2 separate regions of the Homo sapiens genome follow, and region 2 is linked to region 1. Evidence: chromatin loops called from intact Hi-C (ENCODE). Cell type or tissue: Caco-2. All regions are shown on one strand. Links, peaks and the distances in the headings refer to the core of each region. The heading gives the core; the rest is flanking DNA. Region 1 has its middle 150 kb from the start of LINC02448. Region 2 has its middle 250 kb from the start of LRIG3-DT.

Region 1 (2,931 bases), core at 319-2,818:
GGAAACCTGAGTTGATTAAATAATGATGAAATATGTAAAGTTTACTTAATGGGGTACATTTGTACATGGGTGTTTTATTGATTTAAATATTGCTATAAGCTGTGACTCTAAAATTTTTTATCAATGTTTAGTAATTTTTTCTTATTAAACTTATACAAGGCCTTAGTCTCATAAATTTAGAAAGCATTTGAGCCATGTTTATATATTAGTACATTTTTCCAGTGTTTGAAGGAAATGTCTTCTCTTTAGTATACTAGGATGTTTATTAAGCGATGGCTTCATGTAATACAAAGATTAATATAATTTGTAAAATTAAATATCTTGGTCATTTACTCCCATATTTCTGGCACTTGTAATGAAAGAAAATGCATAGTCCTTCCTTCCCCACAATACATCATTTGCTTGTCAAGAAGTATTTTTCACTATAAACAAATATTACTATAAACAAAATACCTTGAATTTATATTTAAGAAAATCTCTTTTAGCTCTCTTATTTATGAACTAGCCATCTACTTCTATTTAGCCATCTGTCGTCATATCTTTGGTGAAGGAACATCTTTCAATTTTCTGCAAAGGACTAAACCTACTGGAATCATGTTCCTTCTCTCCAGATAACTTTAGCGTTCTCCCTGGGATTGCAGAATTAGCTGGTCTGCCTTTGGTCTCTTCACCTGGGTGAACACATTTCATTAGTTTGTTAGAAAATGCTTCAATAAATTTAACTCTCCTTTTCCTTTTTTTTTTTTTTTTTTTTGAGACAGAGTCTTGCTCTGTTGCACAGGCTGGAGTGCAGTGGCGTGATCTCGGCTCACTGAAACTTCTGCCCCCCAGGTTTAAGCAATTCTCTGCCTCAGCCTCCAGAGTAGCTGGGATTACAGGTGCGTGCCACCTGTAAAAAATTTTTTGTATTTTTAGTAGAGGTGGGGTTTCACTATCTTGGCCAGGCTGGTCTTGAACTCCTGACCTCGTGATCCACCCACCTCAGCCTCCTGAACCACTGGGATTACAGGCGTGAGCCACTGTGTCCGGCCTCCTTTTCCTTTTTAACTTCAGTGATTTGCTTAATACATTATTGAGACGTGATCAACTATAGCATCACTAGGGAAGAGTTAAGAATCAGGCTATTTTTCACCAGGAGGCCTGGATTGAAAACTCTTCACTATTATAAGCTCTGTGACTTTGATTGTAAACCAAATAATAACTCCTGGTTTGGTTTTCTCTTTTGTAAAATTGGAATCATATTTATGCGGTAGGACTATTTGGAGCTTGTCAGTGTGTAGATGCCTGAATAAGAATGATGGGGTATTTCCAGAAAGTGACTGGCTCAGGGTGAACCAAGCCGAACTCTTCTCCGGGGGAGGTTTATGCAGGGGAAGCAGTGGTGAGAGCACCACCTACTGGGGTAGAGCCATGAAATATACTATGTCTAAAGGGAGAGTTTTTATTGTAAAAAACAAAAAAGGTTGTGTTATAGACAATTCCAGTCTACAATATAATAGAATGAGATAGGCACTTGCTCTTTCTTATTCTTTCTTGGTCTCACTGCTTTCTCTCCTGTTTCTTCTTGTCAAGCCTCCCTCTGTCTGACTCTAACCTCCTTATCCCTCTCTTTTTACCATAGTACTTTCTCATTATGTTACTACGACTTTGCCAGTGTATTAAGATATTATTTATTAAAATATTGTGTATTCCATGTTCCCCATCCTAGGTGAGCTCATATGGCAGCCTCCAAAGGTAAATACTAGGAAGACTGAACCATAGTGGTAAAGACAAGAAGATAGTTACCAAAGAGTGACCAAAATTATGTTCTGTGGATATACTTGTGACATCCATAGAGTCAGGATGGAACAGGCTTGTCTAAGGTATGGAGTGAAAGGGGACACAAAGAAAAAGCAGAATGTGCTGTCCTAATGTGTTAAGATAAAGTTTATAAGTCAGAGAGTCCGATACATACTCATTGAAATGCATTTAACAAATGCTCATTGTGTACCTACTGTATGCTGCACATTGCTCTAGGTGTTAATTTCACAGTGAGATACTGTCTCTTTTTTCTTGGAATGTGTTCTTTAATGAGGGATAAAGACAATAATCACACAAATGTAACAAATGTAAAAATGTAATTTGCAACTGAGATGAACAAAGAGATTTAAGTGATATAATGAGACCCCATAATACAAAAACTGACCTAGTCAAAGAGAAAAAAGTTTTGTTTAAACTGAAATCTGTAGGGTAAGCAAGAATGAACTAGATAAAGAGGAGAGATGTACATTACAGGCAGATTAACAGCAGATGCAAAGGCTCTCCATTTCTCACATTTGAATTTGAAGAGCCACTAAAATGCCTAAGGCAAGATGTCAAGTAGAATTTATTATGTAGAGAGAAATAAAATAAAAATATATAATATGTAAAATATGTGTTAAAATATATGTTTTACATGCTGCCCATCCTAGGTGAGCTCACAAAATATATGTTTTACATGCTGCCCATCCTAGGTGAGCTCACAAAATATATATTTTACATGCTGCCCATCCTAGGTGAGCTCACATGACAGACTCCAGAGGTAAATGCTAGTAAGACTGAACCATAGTGTTAAAGGCAAGAAAGCAGTTGCCGAAGAGTAACCAAAATTATGTTGTGTCAGTATGCTTGTAACATGCTTGTGTCTGTGTGTGTGTGTGTGTATATATATGGATATATATATATTTGGAGATATATATATATATGGATATATATATATATATGGACTTTCAAGAAAAAAATAAAAAGTATCAGATTGAAACTTCCTCATTTTCTTTACTTAAAACATTTCAACCTACCCACATCTTCACATGTCCTTTTTAATTTTATACTATCCATTAGAGAACTAACATCTCGTTTTCTCCCTAAGGTGGCTTCTGCCACCTCTGCTGTGGGCTCTATTCCCTCTCACCT
Region 2 (2,931 bases), core at 166-2,665, 200 kb before region 1:
ACCACCACACCCAGCTAATTTTTATATTTTTTGTAGAGACAGAGTTTTACCATATTGCTCAGACTGGTCTCAGCCTCAACTTCTGAGCTTAAGCAATCCTCCAACCTTGGCCTCTCAAAATGCTGGGATTATAGGCATGAGTCACCATGTCCAGCCAAGGTATAGCAATTTTGCGGAGTAATTGGATAGTTTCTGTGAAAAAAAATTTAAACATCTATAATTTCCAATAATTATTTTAAAGTATCTACTCTGGAGAAATTCCTACACATATACAATATATCTCATCCAAGAATGTTCTCTGTATTATTTGAAATACAAAAACAAAAGAGAAATGGAAACAACATAGATAAATATAAAAAGAAAGCTGTTAAATAAATAAATTATGGTACATACATACCATAGAATACTTTGGGTCAGTTAAAAAAAAAGATGGAATTTATGGACTTCTATGGGAAGATTTACAACACAATGCTTTTGGGTGAATCAGTGTGGTATAATTAATGTATATTACCTATAAAATCTCTACATATATATATACTACTTGTACAGTTTTATAAGACTGGAAACTCTTTTTACAAGTTCAAGTTGTTGACAACAGAGTGGCATCATTCTGGCTGCCAGTGATTAGGTAGAATCTCTGAAAGAAAAGACTCCTAAATTAGAACTTGATGTGGGACTAAGGGAGCAATCATGGGATAGGGAAATACAGGCCGAGTTCTTATTTCAAGATTGGTTAGCATCTTGACAGTGCACATTTCATCTAGAGTAACTAAAGTGAACATTAGAGATGACGAAAATTGACGATATTGTATTTTATTCACTTCATATTGAATTGCCATTAATGTGCAGTCATTTTCAGCCCTTCAGTATGTTTTGAATTAGTAATTTGGGAACAACCTAGAACGTAATGATTGTGCATGTTAAAATAGCAATAGATATGTTGTAGCTTCACCAAATAGATTCTTATTGGTAACATTTATGATATTTTTTCTTGAGCTCTTCATTTTGGTTCTAAATCTAGTTTAGCATATTTGTTATTGCCTCAGTTTGATATTGAAATAGCTGTAAAAATAAGAATGTCATGGTTCTTACCATAACAAATATTAAGGTAGTGTTGTGAGGCACTTAGTCATCAATCCTGTAGCCTCTGTTATTCTTTCAAATATTTCCCAAAATACTGAGGTTTAATAATAGTTTTAAAAATTATCATATGAACACAAACTTTTTAAAAAGACATTTCTAATTCATTGTAAAATTCTGTGGTGAAAGTTATCTCGTCAATTTGGACTTTTTAAGGCTGTGGTAAAATTATTTAAATGGGGAAATAATTTTTGCTTTTCATAGAGATTACTATCGGGAATTTTAGTCTGTACTAAAATATTATCAAAATGGAATGAAATAGACATTATGTCTCATTTTGAAAAAGGAGACAACCTTCCTCGACAGTGTTCTGGCTTCTTAGAATCACCTCAACATTAAATTGCGTTCTAATGTTAGATTAGCTCTGAGAATCAACATTAAATGGTACAGCTGCTGCAAGTGCAGTATGGCTCTGAGGCTGCAGGATTTGACCAGCAGAGGGATATCTAAGAAGCATGAGAAGCATTAGCAAATACACAGAAGCACCTCTGAGACTTTAAAATTTTTTCTTTATTAAAAAAAAAATTATCCAAACCTTTCTTAGAAGAGCGTGCCGGTGAACTGACTAATAGCATGAACTTTCCAACCAGACACATGTCAGTTGAATTGACTCCATCATTACTAGCTGTGTGATCACAAACATTTTTCTTTTTCTTTTCTTTTTTTTTTGAGATGTAATTTCACTCTTACTGCTTAGGCTGGAGTGCAATGGCACAATCTCAGCTCATCGCAACCTCTGCCTCCTGGGTTCAAGCGATTCTCCTGCCTCAGCCTCCTGAGCAGCTGGCATTACAGGCACACACCACCACGACCAGCTAATTTTGTGACCCAGATGCAAGACAAGAAGTCAAAGGAGATCATCTTGTAACTTTACTGCCCTGATAGATTTTGGACTTGCATGGAGTCTCCAGCCCCTGTTGTGGTCAATTTCTCCCATTTGGAATGGATTTTTTTTTTTTTTGCAATGGAGTCTCGTCATGTCGCTCAGGTTAGAGTGCAGTGGCATGGTCTCAGCTCACTACAACCTCCACCTCCTGGGTCCAAGCAATTCTTGTGCCTCAGTCCCCTGAGTAGCTGGGATTACAGGCACTGGCCACCACATCCTACTAATTTTTGTATTTTTAGTAGAGACAGGGTTTCACCATGTTGGTCAGGCTGGTCTCAAACTCCCAACCTCAGGAGATCCGCCCACCTTGGCCTCCCAAAGTGTTGGGATTACAGGTGTGAGCCACTACTTCTGGCCAATGTTTTTCTTTAACTCTAAATCAGACCTACAAAATGAGGATAAGAATATCTACCCTTGGTTACCATGTGTCTCAGTCTGTTTGGGCTGCTGTAACAAAAATACTTAGAATGGGCAGCTCAACCAAACATTTATTTCTCACAGTTCTGGAGGCTGGAGAGGTCTAAGATTAAGGCCCTGGCAGATTCAGTGTCTAGTGGAGGCCACTTCCCAGTTCATAAATGGCCGTCTTCTCTCTATGTTCTCACATGACAGAAGAGGTGAGGGGGCTCTCTGGAGTCTTTTATAAGGGCACTAATACCATTTTTGAGGGCTCTGCTCTTATGACCTAATTACCTCCCAAAAGTACCATCTCCAAATAAGATTTCAACATACGAATTTTGGAGGGGCACATTCATTCGTTAGCAGCATGATAATTAAATGAGATAATGCCTATAAAGTACTTAGGACCCGGTACATCACAGATGCACAAACTATTAGATTTCATCAATCTAAGATGCCATCATTGTAAAATGGACCATTATTTTATGTACCATATGTAAAAAGAC

The links. Peaks named below come from ENCODE experiments on the same cell type or tissue, not always from the same donor. Only the 100,000 strongest peaks of a DNase experiment are listed, where the experiment ranks them.
Region 2: it touches region 1 in a loop (11-fold over the local background); 3 of 110 quality-filtered maps call a loop at or near these places.

The regions. Positions count from the first base shown.
Region 1 is chr12:59,371,779-59,374,709 of GRCh38, forward strand. No RefSeq gene overlaps it. Among named protein-coding and RNA genes, the nearest start is that of LINC02448, 150 kb to the right of the region's middle. In Caco-2, for the core only: no CTCF peak of the experiment used is centred there; a DNase peak (open chromatin) is centred at 1,363.
Region 2 is chr12:59,172,317-59,175,247 of GRCh38, forward strand. No RefSeq gene overlaps it. Among named protein-coding and RNA genes, the nearest start is that of LRIG3-DT, 250 kb to the left of the region's middle. In Caco-2, for the core only: no CTCF peak of the experiment used is centred there; no DNase peak of the experiment used is centred there.